Regions from separate parts of the Homo sapiens genome. Here region 2 is linked to region 1. A link is a loop called in an ENCODE intact Hi-C map of the cell type or tissue named here. Cell type or tissue: tibial artery. All regions are shown on one strand. Region 1 overlaps RPTOR (regulatory associated protein of MTOR complex 1). Region 2 overlaps ENDOV (endonuclease V).

The links. Peaks named below come from ENCODE experiments on the same cell type or tissue, not always from the same donor. Only the 100,000 strongest peaks of a DNase experiment are listed, where the experiment ranks them.
Region 2: a loop joins it to region 1, with 5 times the contacts of the local background. A loop is called at or near these places in 17 of 110 quality-filtered maps.

What each region holds. Positions count from the first base shown.
Region 1 is chr17:80,874,205-80,882,204 of GRCh38, forward strand. It overlaps RPTOR (regulatory associated protein of MTOR complex 1), which reads left to right. Exons shown (of 34, transcript NM_020761.3): 14 at 6,211-6,285. Among named protein-coding and RNA genes, the nearest start is that of CHMP6, 110 kb to the right of the region's middle. RefSeq lists enhancers at 1-32, 3,121-3,170, 4,388-4,987. In tibial artery, no CTCF peak of the experiment used is centred here; no DNase peak of the experiment used is centred here.
Region 2 is chr17:80,433,129-80,441,128 of GRCh38, forward strand. ENDOV (endonuclease V) reads left to right here. Exons shown (of 10, transcript NM_173627.5): 10 at 3,005-4,958. The coding sequence ends at 3,015. Among named protein-coding and RNA genes, the nearest start is that of MIR4730, 18 kb to the left of the region's middle. In tibial artery, no CTCF peak of the experiment used is centred here; no DNase peak of the experiment used is centred here.

The DNA.
Region 1 (8,000 bases):
CTTTTTTTTTTTTTAGACAGTCTTGCTCTGTCACCAGGCTGGAGTGCAGTGACATGATCTCAGCTCACTGCAACCTCCACCTCCCGGGTTCAAGCGATTTTCCTGCCTCAGCCTCCCAAGTAACTGGGACCACAGGCGCGTGCCACCACGCCCAGCTAATTTTTGTGTTTCTAGTAGAGATGGGGTTTCACCGTGTTAGCCAGGATGGTCTCCGTCTCTTAACCTCATGATCCACCCGCCTCGGCCTCCCAAAGTGCTGGGATTAGAATTAACCATTTACAGAAAATCAATGTGTCTATATTAATATATATATTTATGTTGAAATATCTTGCCTCACTTGGCGAGTGGGGAATACACTGTGCCTGGGGGTGAAGGTCTGAGGCGGAAAGCTTGTCTTGCACTGCTCGGTGGATGTTCTGCTGAAGTCGTGAAGAGCAGTGAGCTCTTGTGACCGGTAAACAGAAATCCCTGCTTCGGTATCATTTCCCCAGGCATTAGCAGTTTTATTGGCACCCACCATTGTGAAAACGCTGCACATATCAACATCTCAGCACAGCCCTCCATCTGCCTGCAGATGACTTCCCCGGTAGCATCCTCACGTTACGGTAACACACCACCGAAGGCTCACTCAGGAGCTGTGTTCTTGTTGGAAACTTTTTTCCTTCCCAGCACCCCGCTCATAACAAGGGCTAAACTCTTCTACCCAGTGGACATGAAACACGGCCCGTATCTCTGTGATTGTCTCTGTGTTCACGTCAGAACGCACGTGGTAGGGTATTTGCGTGAAATCGCGCGTGGTAGGGTGTTCGCGTGAAATGGCTCAGGGCTTGGCTCATCATCCTGCCTCCTTATGCCTTCCCCGTCAGGCACGGTGGTCTGTTAGCCTGGGCGTAATTCTTGTGTTCCTGCTTCTCCATAAAATAATCCTTAAAATCTTTGTTAAGGAGAATAAAGGGAGGGTCTCTTCCCATGGCATCTTTTGCCAGAATATTCAGAGGAAGAAAGCCCGCCCCGGCCTTACGGGTGCACCTTGTAGAAGGCAGGGCCTTGGCCAGGGGCTCCTCCTGGTCTCTGCCCCATTGTCGTGTCTGCTTGCAAACCACATCTTTAGTTGCTGCAACAACAAATACATGCTTGCATCTTCCCACTTTGTGTTTGCTCTTCTTCTCTTCTTCACCTCCCTTTTCCCCATTTAAAAAAATATAAGTTCCTGAAACCTGAGACACAGAAGAATCAAAATTGGCTTCAGTGTGTGGTGAGGGAAGGGGGCTTGCTCAGGAAAAAAAATGTCATGTTCATGCTCTTCCCACCTGCTTTCTACTCTGGCCTTCACATGTCACCACCATAGCTTGATCTGGGAGAAAACAAGCACAGCAAGATGGAGCCTGTTGAGAGGGCGGCTTTGGCAGATTCACGCTGCCGGCACCGTGCTGTTCATCTGAGCCCCGAGTCTCTGCCGGGTCTTCCACCAAGCCCCTCCGCCCAGGATGTGTGTGTCGCCTGCCGGGTCTTCCACCGAGCCCGTGCCACGCAGGGTGTGTGTGTCGCCTGCCGGGTCTTCACACCGAGCCTGTGCCACGCAGGGTGTGTGTGTCGCCTGCCGGGTCTTCCCACCGAGCCCGTGCCGCCCAGGATGTGTGTGTCACCTGCTGGGTCTTCACACCGAGCCCGTGCCACGCAGGGTGTGTGTGTCACCTGCCAGGTCTTCCACCGAGCCCGTGCCGCCCAGGATGTGTGTGTCACCTGCTGGGTCTTCACACCGAGCCCATGCCACGCAGGGTGTGTGTGTCACCTGCCAGGTCTTCCACCGAGCCCGTGCCGCCCAGGATGTGTGTGTCACCTGCTGGGTCTTCACACCGAGCCCGTGCCACGCAGGGTGTGTGTGTCACCTGCCGGGTCTTCCACCGAGCCCGTGCTGCCCAGGATGTGTGTGTCACCTGCCGGGTCTTCCACCGAGCCCGTGCCACGCAGGGTGTGTGTGTCGCCTGCCGTGTCTTCCCACCGAACCCGTGCCACGCAGGGTGTGTGTGTCGCCTGCCGGGTCTTCCACCGAGCCCGTGCCACGCAGGGTGTGTGTGTCGCCTGCCGGGTCTTCACACCGAGCCCGTGCCACGCAGGGTGTGTGTGTCGCCTGCCGGGTCTTCCACCGAGCCCGTGCCACGCAGGGTGTGTGTGTCGCCTGCCGTGTCTTCCCACCGAGCCCGTGCCACGCAGGGTGTGTGTGTCGCCTGCCGTGTCTTCCCACCGAGCCCGTGCCACGCAGGGTGTGTGTGTCGCCTGCCGTGTCTTCCCACCGAGCCCGTGCCACGCAGGGTGTGTGTGTCGCCTGCCGTGTCTTCCCACCGAGCCTGTGCCACGCAGGGTGTGTGTGTCGCCTGCCGGGTCTTCCACCAAGCCCCTCCGCCCAGGATGTGTGTGTCGCCTGCTGGGTCTTCACACCGAGCCCGTGCCACGCAGGGTGTGTGTGTCGCCTGCCGGGTCTTCCACCAAGCCCCTCCACCCAGGATGTGTGTGTCGCCTGCCGGGTCTTCCACCGAGCCCGTGCCACGCAGGGTGTGTGTGTCGCCTGCCGGGTCTTCCACCGAGCCCGTGCCACACAGGGTGTGTGTGTCGCCTGCCGGGTCTTCCACCGAGCCCGTGCCACACAGGGTGTGTGTGTCGCCTGCTGGGTTTTCCACCGAGCCTGTGCCATGCAGGGTGTGTGTGTCGCCTGCCGGGTCTTCCCACCGAGCCCGTGCCACTCAGGGTGTGTGTGTCGCCTGCCGGGTCTTCCACCGAGCCCGTGCCATGCAGGGTGTGTGTGTCGCCTGCTGGGTCTTCCCACCGAGCCCGTGCCGCCCAGGATGTGTGTGTGTCGCCTGCTGGGTCTTCCCACTGAGCCCGTGCCACGCAGGGAGTGTGTGTTGCCTGCTGGCTGCCGTTCTGCGCGTGTGTGGTTTCAAGTCTTGTTTCCTCTTCTGTTTAACGAGGCCCTTGGTCTAAGTGTGCTTGTAATTTGGGCGAGTGAGCAGCAGCCGAGAGAGTCCACCCCAGTCCCCCTAGCCAGCGAAGTGGGAGCTCCCAGGTTCCTGCCTGCGGGGAGGGTGGGGGCGGTTTGAGTTAGTGAAAATGTGTGTATTAAACAGATATGTAAATGACCCCTGCCGAGCGCTGAAAATGAAGGTATGAAAAGGCATCATCATCCGTGGTTCCCACCTGGCATAATGACCGTATCAGAACAGACATCTGGTAGTATACACCACATAGTTGCCAGACTCCGATACCAAGGGCACATCTAAGTTCTCCCACCCTGATTTGCATGCCTCAAATTCAGAATTAGTGAGATTTGAGTCAGTGATGCTTCATTACACTCTCGTGAGACATGTTTGAGGAGCTTCACCGTGAATGTGTGGGCTTCGATTTGACTTGTGGAACCTGTGGTTAAAACAAAGGAAGGTGCCTTCATTCTCAGAACCCAGTGCTTTTTCTGTTGCCCTGGCCCTCTGGGCTGAGTCTTTACGTGGACGGCGGTCGATGCATCTCAGTTTATTTGTCAAAACCTTCAGCTAAAGCCAGTTGTTGCTTGAAAACTGCCTGCTTAATTGGCCTCCTCAGCTCGGGGGAGCAGCTTGCAATCTGAGGCCGGCGCCTGGCTCCCTGACCACCCGCTCCCCATCGTGCTCAGCTCTCATTCCAGCAGCCCAGCCCATAACCCGCCTCATCAGTGTATTGATGTGAGGCAGAAACACCTCATTGTAAGAGCACCCCTGAGAAATGGCGGGGTTAGGGGCTTCTGGGCTGCATAACCAGCAGATTCCCTCTGCAAAACTGCTCCTGCCTCAGTGGGAAAGGGCCAGCTGTGCAGGGCTGCACTGGAGAGCCGTTCTCTTCTTGATCCTCAGGCATCCAGTTCTTAAAATTCCGGCCCTCTGTCCTTGCATGGCCTTCGTCCTCTGGAAAGGAGCATGCTGGGAGCTGGCAGAACGCACGCCTCACTCTGTCGATGCAGTGTCTGTCACTGCTCAGTTTCTAGGTATTGATCCTAGAAACCCATGCTCTGTGGGTCCCTCTCCAAGAAACACAGCATCCATGATTTGTACATCGCACTGCAGTTTCAGACTGCTTTCACATGCGTGGTTTCATCTCTGACTCCACGACCTGAGCACAGATTTTTTTTTTTTGAGACGTAGTCTTGCTCTGTCGCCCAGGCTGGAATGCAGTGGTGCGATCTCAGCTCACTACAGCCTCCGCCTCCCAGGTTCCAGCGATTCTCCTGCCTCAGCCTCCCGAGTAGCTGGGACTACAGGCACGCACCACCACACCCTGCTAATTTTTGTATTTTTTAGTAGAGACAGGATTTCACCATATTGGCCAGGCTGGTCTCGAACTCCTGACCTTGTGACCCGCCTGTCTCAGCCTCCCAAAGTGCTGGGATTATAGGCATGAGCCACCACGCCCAGCTGAGCACAGATTTTTAAAACTTTACCTGGGTCCCTGACTAGTAAGAGGGAGAACCTGGACTTGAAACTTAGTTTTGTTTCAAATCTTGCCCCTTTTCCTCGGGTTTTGGGCAAATACTTCCCGAAGTATTATCGTTACCCCTGAATATCCAAGGCAGGATCATTTTATTCCCTTCCAGAGCCAGCACTTGCAGAAGTGTCCCCAAGTTAGGCAGCCTGGTGTGGCTTCCGGTAACACTGCCAGCCTCAGAGCCGGCCTGTTTCCTCCAGGACGCCCACAGGACCCTCGGAAGCCCCTTCCTCTAGGGGCCCGTCCCTCCTCCTTCCCCAGGCCCCGTCCCCCGCCTTGCCCTCTGAAAGTGGTCTTCAGCACCACCCGATAAGCGGTGACTTCTCATCTTAGAAGCCTGGCTTGGGTCAGGTTCTGCGTTTCGGCTGTGCGCGCCCCGGAGCAGCCCTGCTTGTGTCTCATCATCGATGCCTCAGCTGCAGTGTGCCCCACTGTAACCCCTCCGGGATGAAAACGCAACCCACCTCTTCAGTGGGCAGCCCTCCACTTGGATCCTCGCATCCCTGGCATCATCTCCGTCCTCTGTCCTTGCTGACCCAGCTCCAACCCAGCCTGTCTGACCCGTAGCCCACCTGCCATGTCCTTCCCGGCTGCAGCTCCTGCTGGGCTCTGCAGCCCCTCCTGCCCAACGCCACCTGCCCCCGCCTGCCCTGCTCCTGCTTGCCCTTCCCCTGCCCCTGCCCCCGCCTGCCCTGCCCCCACCTGCCCTGCCCCTTTCTCCTCCCACTCCCACATCCCGGGCCTGGACCTGCCATTTCCTAGCAGCAGGAGTCTTTTCCCTCGATCCCACCCTTCCCCTTCTTCCCTCACTGCCCTGGACAGTTCTGTCTGCTCATCAGCGTAAAGAGGTCTCCAAAAAGTACAAGACCCTCCCTCTCCCCGCTTTCCAAGCACCCTATGGTGCCTCTCGCTGCTCCTTCAGGAACTGTGAGCAGGGCACAAATACCTAGTGCTCAGCACCCAGTAGGCCCTCACGACTGTGCCGAGCCATGGCCGTGTGGCTGTGATTGTGCTGACAGCACACAGTAGGTCCTCACGACTGAGGCGAGTCATGGCCACGTGACTGTGAATGTGTAGACAGGCACAGAATGGCCTGAAGCGTGGGAAGGTCGCCTGCCTGGCAGCAGCTTTAGCACCAGGAAACCTCCCACCTTGGGGCTGCCCCTGAGGGTGAACAAGTGGGGCCAGTGGGAAGCACCTGCTCAAGTGGGACTGTGCACACAAATCACTGGGAATTACTGCCTCACACACGATTGGTTTTCAGCATTTTGTAAGTCCAAGCAAACCCCCAAGAAAAGCTTGAGCGGGACCGGGTCTGCACCAACAGGCTGGTTCTGAGTGAGTGCTGGATGGATGTGCTCCAGTGTGGAGGGCAGAGGGAGGGAGCGGGACCCCTGGAGAGGAGCGGGGTGCAGGCAGGGGCTGCAGGGCACTCCCCAGCAGGTGCCCGGACGTTGTGAAAGAAAACGTCTGGGAGCTGCTTTCCTCTGGGCGTTCGTGGGATCCCTCCCCTTCTTAGCCAAGGAAAGCATGTCTGCAGGCACCGGCTGCAGCTGTTTTTCAAATGAAAACTGGGCTTGAAAGGAGGAAATAATTGAGGTATAAGAAGTCCCTGCCCTTATTCGTTCACGCACCATGAGAAGCTTGTGGCATCTGCGGGACACTGCACTCACTGCCTCTCCTCTGTCTCTTTCTGTCCAGTCGTGCCAAGCGGACCTCGTGAAGGACAACGGCCACAAGTACTTCCTGTCGGTCCTGGCGGACCCCTACATGCCAGTAAGGACGGGGCAGCACGCTCTCCACGGGCTTGGGACTCAGCACTCGCCTCTGCCCACACGCTGCACTGCGGTGGGGCCTTTTGACGGGGGCTACAGGAGAAAGGTCAAGGGTCACAGCAGGGGCCACGTCCACGGGGTCAGCAACTGCTTCACGTTAGACATGGCCCTTTGCTTACTACCATGAGCGCAGCTGTTATTTCGTGTCTGTCTCTAAACAAGAGCTCAGTTAACCCGGACACATGGGTGGTTTTAGTTTATTTTAGTCTCTTTTCACTGGGACTTCTTTGCAAAATAGTCAAATCCACTCTCCCTGCTGTCCGCCGCGTTAGACTAGTGAGCGCCGCACGTCTGTAATATGAGAGTTCAGGCGCCTGGGAAGGTCTTGGAGCACAAGAAGATATCGAAGCACCCCATTTCAGGAAGGAAGGGAGAGAGGAAAGGAAGGAAAGAAGGTTGTTTGAAAGTTTAAATTTTCAGTATACTTTATTGTATTAAATTGTTTGAAAATTAGTAATCCATGAATAGGGTGTATAGTTATTCTATAAATGTTTCATAATGTTTTAATTTCTAACTCCCAGCTTAGTAATGAGAACAAAATAGATATATCCTAAATAATTCTTTAACATAACTTAATATTGCCAGAATATTTAAACATATTAGCTAGTTTACACAGTGTTCGGTGGCTTTGCTGTATAAAGGAACTTTTGTATGTAATTTCACCCCCTAGTTGGTTTTCTAAGCTAAAGGATTTTTTAAAACACAAAACAAACAGGACTATTTTCCAAAAGGTAAACAGTATGTGCACTTTGTGTTGTATTGAAACATCACAGGCAGTTAAAGTTGATACTTTGTATCAGTTTTGGAAACCATCACTTCCCATTCTTAAGAATAAGGAAGAAAGCAAATCCCACATGAAGAAGTGAGGAAGAATGCTCACTGGCGACTTGGGCGCGAGGGTGAGCTAAGCTCACATGAACGGCCCCACCTCAGCCACGAGCCTGCGGAAGTTTTGAGGACACAGCCAGGTTTGAAAGAATGAAAAGGAGGCTGGGTATGGTGGCTCACACCTGTAATCCCAGCGCTTTGGGAGGCCAAGGCTGACAGACTGCTTGAGCTCGGGAGTTCGAGACCAGCCTGGGCGACATGGTGAAACCCCGTTTCTACCAAAAATACAAAAAAATTTGTCTGGCGTTGTGGCACACGCCTGTGGTCTCAGCTACTCAGGAGGCTGCAGTGGGAGGATCGCCTGAGCCCGGGGAAGTCAAGGCTGCAATGAGCTGTGACTGTACAACTGCACTCCAGCCTGAGCAACAGAGTGAGACCCCGTCTCCACTCAATAAATAAATAATATAAATATTCTTAAATGACTGACTAGAAAGAATTTGCTATGATTCTGTCAAACCATCAACCATTGTTTTGTTTCTTCAGTGCTTTGTGCCTGTTATGAGAAAACATTCAGTGCTTCCTACTCATCCTCAGAAACGATTGATTTTTCTAAACTCATAAGCAGATCTGAAAAAACAAATTGAAGCTGTGAAAAAGAAAAGACATGCACTGTTATTGAAAACTCTGGAGATGAATTAAATCACAGAACAGACAGCCAAGAAGAGAATTCATGAAGGAGCCACCTGGAGCGCCGTCCATGAAGCTAAGCGAGAAGATATGAAAGCCGGGCTAAGAGCCGGGCTGGGAACGTTCACCATGTAGCCAGCA
Region 2 (8,000 bases), 440 kb before region 1:
CAGGGAATTAGAGGCATTAGAAGCACAGTGTGGAAGCTGGGCAGAGCTGGCTGAGATCCCACTGTCTCTTCCAGGCTGGCCTTGAGCAAAGCTCAAAACGCATCCCACAGGGGTCAGTACCTGCCCATGTGGTGGGGGATATTCCACCAGGTGAAGTGTGTAAGGGCTCAGCAGGGAGCCTTGGCACATGGTGAGTCCTTGGTGAGGGAAGGCTGTTGGTTTGGAGAGGTGAGGCCCACAAGGCCGTCAGTCCGCCATGCTGTGCCAACCCCAGTGATGAGAGGATGAAGCCAGGTCAGGGAGGTCTCATCTACCAGGCTCCCACCTGAGCTGGCAGCTCCTCACGCCATCCCAAGCCATCAGAACTCAGGTCCTCGAAGGGAGGCCTGGCTGCCCCCTTCCTCTGGAGCCAGACAGGACCACACCTCCTGCGCCCTGGGGCTTCACTCCAACAGGGGAGCTTCCCAGGGGGCCGGGAGACTCAGAAGAAATGCCCACAACTGCCTGGCATGTGGTAGGCTTTGCACAAAGAGCAGTAGCTTCAACCCCAATGACCCACCTCTGTGAGGGGGGCAGAGATGGCTCTGGGCTCCTCTGGGGCTGGAGGTCAGGCTCTGCTTAAAACCGTTGGTTCCTCAAGGACCATGGGTGTCAGGTGGGCCTCCCCAGCTGAGGGCCTGGCCAGGACCTGGTCAGGGGGTCCTTCATTTTCCCCTCCCCTTGCAAGAAGGAGCAGGCCAGAGCCTGGAGATAAGTTTGCAGACAATTTTTACGTGAGTAGTTTATGTTTGTTTTGAGATAAAAGTCATCATTTCCACTACAACTCATTGACTTTTGGTATATTCACAATCATGTGCAACCATCATTACTGTTTAGTTCCAGAACGGTTTTTTACCCCAAAGGGAAACCCCATATCCATTAGTAGTCACTCCCCGTTCTCCCTTCCCCAGACCCTGGCACCCAGCAAGGGCTTCCTGTCTCTGGACAGGCCTGTTGTGGGCACCATGCCGACGTGGAATCACCGTGTGTCTCTGGACAGGCCTGCTGTGGGCGCCATGCAGGCGTGGAATCACCGTGTAGTCTTTTCTGTCTGGCTTCCTTCTCTTGGCATAATGTTTTCAAGATGCACCTGTGTCGTGCCAGGTGTCAGGACCTCATTCTTCTTTATGGCTGAGTCATATTCCATCATATGGATCAGTATAAACATTTTGTTAATCCTGGTGGATATTTGGGTTTTTTCCATTCAGGGCTTTTGTGAATAATGCTGCAATGAAGACTGATGTACACGCTTTTGTGTAAACATGTTTTCAGTTGCCTTGGGTATATATACCTAGGAGTAGAATTTCTGGGTCATGTGGTGACCCTGTGTTTAACTTTCTGAGAAACTGCCAGACTTTTCCATAGCAGCTACATCAGTTCACATCCCCACCAGCAATGCCCAAGGGTTCCAGGTTCTGCACACCCTCACCACCACTTGCTATTATCTGCCGCTTAGATTCTAGCCATTCCTTGGAGTAGAAACTGGTGTTTCGGCTGGGCACAGTGAGTGGTTCATGCCTGTAATCCCAGCACTTTGGAAGGCTGTGACAGGAGGATCACTTGAGCCCAGGAGTTTGAGACCAGCCTGGGCAACATAGTGAGACCTCATCTCTACAGAAAACTAAAAAATTAACCAGGCATGGTGATGCACTCCTATAATCACAGCTACTCGGGAGGTTGAGGTGGGAGGATCACTTAAGCCCAGGAGGTTGAGGTTGCAGTGAACCGTGATTGTGCCACTGCATTCCAGCCTGGGTGACAATGAGACCCTGCCTCAAAAAAAAAGTGGTATTTCATTGTGCATTTGATTTGCATTTCCTGATGGCTAATGGTGGTGAGCGCCTTCTCATGTCTAGTAACCATTTGTATATCCTCGTGAGCAAAGCATCTATTCAAATCCTTTGCCCATTTTAAAAATTGGGTTGTCATCTTGTTGAGTTGCAGAAGTTCTTTATATGTTCTGAATCCTAGATATTGATCACTTCTTTAGTTTACAAATATTTTTTCCTGTGGGTTGTCATTATTTTCTTGTTAGTGTCCTTTGATGCATGAAAGTTTTTAAATTTGATGAAGTCCATCTATTTTGTTGCTTATGCTTTTGATGTTAGATTTAAGAAGCCATTGACTAATTCAAGGCCATGAAAATTTACACCTACATTTCCTTCTAAGAAATGTATAGTTTTAGTGCTTCTTACCTTTAAGTCTTTGATCCATTTTGACTTAAATTTGTGTATGGTGTAAGGGAGCAGGTCCCATGTCATACCTGTGAGTAGCCAGTTGTCCCAGACCATTTTGCTTTGTTGTTGAGACAGGGTCTCGCTCTGTTGCCAAGACTGGAGTGCAGGGGTGTGATCATGGCTCACTGCAGCCTCGACCTCTTGGGCTCAAGCAATCCTCCTGGCTCAGCCTCCAGAGTAGCTGGGACTACAAGCATGTGCCACCATGCCTGGCTAATTTTTTTTTTTGAGACAGAGTCTCGCTGTGTCGCCCAGGCTGGTGTGCGGTGGCGTGATCTCGGCTCACTGCAAGCTCCGCCTCCCGGGTTCACGCCATTCTCCTGCCTCAGCCTCCTGAGTAGCTGGGACTACAGGCGCCCGCCACCACGCCCAGCTAATTTTTTTTTTTTTTTCAGTAGAGACGGGGTTTCACCGTGTTAGCCAGGATGGTCTCGATCTCCTGACCTCGTGATCCACCTGCCTCAGCCTCCCAAAGTGCTGGGATTACAGGCGTGAGCCATTGTGTCCGGCCTAGTTTTTCAAGATTTTTTTGTAAAGACAGGGTCTCACCATGTTACCCAGGCTGGTCTCCAACTCCTGGGCTCAAGCTTTCCTCCCACCTCGGCCTCCCCAAGTGCTGAGATTACAGGCGCGAGCCACTGCACCTGGCCCATTTCCACTTCCTCCTTTCCACTCTGAACGCCTTTTATTTCTTTTTCTTGCCTCATTGCTCTGGCTGGAACGTCTAGCACTTTGTTGAACGTGGTGGTGAGAGCACACGTCCTCGTCTCATTCCTGATCGAACGCGGTGGTGAGAGCACACGTCCTCGTCTCGTTCCTGATCGAACGCGGTGGTGAGAGCACACATCCTCGTCTCGTTCCTGATCGAACGCGGTGGTGAGAGCACACGTCCTCGTCTCGTTCCTGATCGAACGTGGTGGTGAGAGCACACGTCCTTGTCTTGTTCCTGATCTTAAGGGAACGTTTGCAGTCTTTCACCACTAGATGTGATGTGAGCTGTTAGATTTTCAAGGATGCTCTTCATCCAGCTGAAGACGGTCCCTTCTAGTCCTAATTTGTTAAGTGTTTTTATCCTTAAAGGGTACTGGATTTTGTCAAATGCTTTTCTGGCCTCTATTGAAAAGATCCTGTGTTCTTCTGTGAATATGAGGTGTTACATTGATTGATTTTCATATGTTGAGCCAGTTTCCATTTGTGGAATACATCTAACTCGGTCATGGTGTATAATCCATTTACTCTGCTGCTGAATGTGATTTGCTTGTATTTTGGTGCGGATTTTTACATCTGTATTTATAAGGGATATTGGTCTGGTGTTTTCTTATGATGTCTTCCTTTGGTTTTGATATCAGGATAATATTAGCCTCATAGATTGGGTTAGGAAATGTTCTCTCCTCCGTTTTTTTTGGAAGAGAGAGATTGGTGTTAATTCTTGCTAGAACCTTTGGTAGAATTTGCCAGTAAGCCTATCTGGTCTTGGGTCTTTGGGAGGATTTTGATTCGATTCAATCTATGTATTTGTTATAGATCGTTCGGATTGTCCATCCTTGAGTCAGTTGCTAGCTTGTGTGTTTCTTGGAGTTTTTCCGTTTCGTCCATGTTATCTCATCTGTTGGCATACCGTCGTTCACGGGATTTTATTGATGTGTGTGAGGTCTCTGAGAACGTCCCTGCCTTCACTCCTGCTTTTAGTCACTGGCATCTTCTTTTAACTTGGGCCATCTGGCCGTGCATGGTTTTGGGAGAGTCCTCCTTGACTCTGCAGATGCTGAGCAGTGATCTGGCTGGGAAAGGGGACCAGGAGTGCAGGGCACCTGCTGAGGACTCACCTAAGCCCAAGAGTCAGAGAGTCGGAGCTCCAACCACATCTGCCTGCATGCCTTTCCCAGGCTCTCCCCAGGCGGACAGCCAGCACCCCCTCCCCAAAGACCGGGCAGTTCCTGACCAGCACCCCACCAAGTCCTCAGTAAGGCCTGTCTTTGGGGGAGCAGGGTTTCAGGAGGACAGTGGGGGTGGTGTAGAACTCATGGCTGGCGGTTCCGGGCCTCTCAGGAAGCTTTGCCACTGGGCTTGGGGTTAAGTGGGTGTGGGGCTCCGAACCCTAAATGGGTGAGAGTTGAAATGAAAGCGGCACCTGTAGTCCGTTTGGGGTGCAGGTGTGTGCCAGGGGTCTTCAGCCCCGGCTGATGGCCACATGAACCACATGAGGAGAGGCAGGGCGTGTCAGCAGCAAACCTAAGTGTGTGCTCATTTCTGTGGGCCCTTACTCTGTGACACTGCAGCTCTCCAGAGAGACGCTTTGAAAACAAAACAGGAAAGAACACACGGCCCCGCGTCTGTTGCCTGAGTCACTGTATTCCTTAAAAGGTGAAGGACCCTGGTCCTTGGCTTTTCGTGCACATGAGAAAATGTTGGCCAAGGTTAGCGATTATGCTTCTGTAATCTGTAACCAGAAGTGCTCTTATGCCCAAACCTTGATGTGATTCTGCTGTAATGTAACTTCGGAGCCAGCTGGATGGATGTGACTGTGCAGGTCCTGAGCCCCGGCCCCCGTAACCAAGCAGTGGGCCGAGACACTGAGCCGGGCAGTCAAACAGGAGCTCTCTAAGGCTGCTCCCGGGCTGGGACCTGGGTCTAGGATTCTCAGTAAGACCTTTGAATAAAACTAACTTGAATTCTTCAAAAGCTTGATTTTTTTTCTTCAGTCAAAAGCATCTTGCAGAGATGCCAGCCCACCGTGGGGATGTGCAGTGGCAGCCCTGAGCTGGCCCAGCCCCTTTCCCCAAGGCTGCTCTGGGGAGGGGGGCGGGTTTGGGGGAGTAGAGTGCAGGGGATTGAAGCAGGGGAAACAGGGTGTGAGGGTCAAGGGGGGCTAGAATTGGGGGAGCAGGTTCACGGGCCAGGGGCTGGGCAGGGGTGGGCCTGGGCACCTGGTAGGTGGGGGAGCCCCAACTTCCCATCCCTGCGTCACACGCCCTTCCCCTGCAGGGTGGGGGTCTGCAGGGTTGGCATGTGCCCCCCTGCCCTGTCCCCACCCTACTCCCCGGCGGCAGGCAGAGGGGCGTGCAGGGGGGCCCTAAGTGCAGTGACGTCTCGACTCTGACTCCGACCCACAGAACTTTAAAAATAGGGCCGTGGTAAAGTCCGTCTCTACAGACCACAGCCTGCCCAGAGCTAAGAATATTCTTGAACCACTTAATAATTCAAGTCAGATCCAAATAGATTTTCCTGCTCACTTGCGGGCCTCTGTGTCCCTTTCCCAGGCCCCCACCCTGCCTGGAGGCTGGGAGGGAAAGACTCCAAGAAGCAGGTGGGCCTGGCCTTTGGAGCCTCTGAGACCCCAGCTGTCCTGCGTCCCCTCTCCTGTGGCACTCAGGATCAGAAGACACACCAGGGCTGGAGTGGTCCTTTAGGATCTGGCCAAGGTCAGGCCCCAGGGAGGGGCCCCTCTGGTGGTCCTAGCTGTCCCAAGCCCCACCCCTGCTCTGGCCACAGGCATTGGACTATTTGAATCTGGGTCTGAGCTGGGCCTTGGCCCCTTGCACAGCATCTGACCTGAGCCACGCACCTCTCATGGGGGCCCCGTCCTCCAGGGCCAAGGGCAGCATGAGCTCCAGGAGAGCCAGCCTCGCCCCTCACACCCTGGTAGCTGGTACACGCCCACCCCAGGGCCTGTGTCCTGCCTCCTCTGCGGAAGAGTCCCTGAAGGGCCTGGCCTGGGGCTCCTTGTCCTGGTGGAAGTGGCTGTGCACAGGCAACCAGGGCCCTGGGTTCCAGACCAAGGCCTCTGTACTTGTGTGCTGTGTGTGCTTGGGTAAGCCACCTCGCCTCTCTGAGCCTCTTATCAGTGGGACCGATGCTTTTAGAATAAGCTGTGGTGTTTGGGGCAGGAAGGGGTATCTGACGGGTGCCCTGAGGCCTGAGTCACCCTCTCCTCCAGGGGCAGTGCCCAAGCTGCAGACACCCCTCACCCATCCCTGTCTCCCCCCAGGCTCTGGTCTTTCAAACAGGAACTCAGGGTGAAGGGGTGCCACCTGGGAATGTTTGGGGGAGCCCACACTTGCTGGCGGGGAAGTGCTCACCAGCCTGGCCCCCCAACCCCGGCAGCAGCCCAGCCTTAGCAGTCCCTGCTGAACTTCCCTGGCCAGGCCCCGAGTGGAGTTTTACCAAATTATTAATTAAGGGCAAAGCCATGCTGCAGCGCTGACATCCAGATGAATAGCACGCAGTGTAATTAGGCGAGGTGTCATGGAGATGATGGAGTACAGCCTGCTAGCCCCAATTCACCTCCCCGGCAAGCAGGAGCAACTTCTCTGTGTCCTACCACCATGGGCGGCTGGTGTGGGGCCAGTAGGGGTGTGGCTAAAGGGGCCAGCTGACAGCTATTGCGGGTGCCACGGGCCCTGTGGACAGGGCTGGGCTCCTCCCCCAGGGACAGGCACCCCTTCCCCTCTGATTGCCATGGGCAGAACCCAAAAGGGAGTAAAGTGCAGAAAGGGGCAGGCAAGGTGGGAGGCAGGCTAAGGCAGGAGGGATGAGGACCAGGACAAATCCACAGATAGACCCGGAGCAGCCCAGAGAGGGGCATGGAGGGAGCACAGGAGGGCCGAGAGGGGCCGGGGAGGAGGTGCAGAATCCAGGAAGACAGGACAGGCCTCGGGGCCCTACCCTGGGGTTGCCTGGGCCTGACAGAGAGCTGGGAGCGGGGAGCAGCTTGAGAATTTTTGGTTTTGTTTTTTAGTTACTTACATTCATGTATTTTTGGTTGTTTGAGACGGAGTCTCGCTCTATCGCTGAGGTTGGAGTGCAATGGAGCAATCTTGGCTCACTGCAACGTCTGTCTCCCGGGTTCGAGCAATTCTCCTGCCTCAGCCTCCTGAGTAGCTGGGATTACAGGCGCCCGCCACCACACCCAGCCAATTTTTGTATTTTTAGTAGAGACGGGGTTTCACCATGTTGGCCAGGCTGGTCTCGAACTCCTGACCTCAATGATCCACCCGCCTCAGCCTCCCAAAGTGCTGGGATTACAGACATAAGCCACCGCTCCCTGCCTACATTTCATGTATGCTTTTAATCAACATCATAAATTGACAGTTTTAATAATCGAATAGTACTACAAGGCTTCTGACGAAAAACCACACCTCTTTCCTGATTCCCCCTTCTCAGAGGCAACCTTTTCTGTGATTGTAGCTGATTCTCTTTGGTATTTACTTCCGAATAGCCATGCTCATGTTGCTGCTGGTGCTGCTTTTTTTTTTCTCCTTTTCAGATTGAGAAATTTACCCATGTCCTTCCCACGATGGCGGCTGAAAGCTTGTTCTCTCACACGTGCCCCCCCACACTCTCCCACCAGCTTCTCCTTTTGATTGAATCAGAATTCAATGTATGCACTATTATTTCTCAGCACACACTCTTCCCAGCTGAGTAATGTATTGTAATTACATTTCCTTTCTTGTACAACCACTTATTTTTCCTGGACTTAATAATTGCCTCATTTAGGGGATTGGGTTGATATTCTGTGTACCCATTACTTATTTATCCCCAAACCCTGCCATGGAAGTATAAATCTCCTTTTGGTTCATTAAAAACATCCGGCCCATCTGGGCACAGTGGCTCACGCCTGTAATCCCAACAGTTTGGGAGGCCGAGGCGGGAGAATTGCTTGAGCCCAGTAGTTCGAGACCAACTTGACAACATAGCGAAACCCCATCTCCATCACTATTTAGT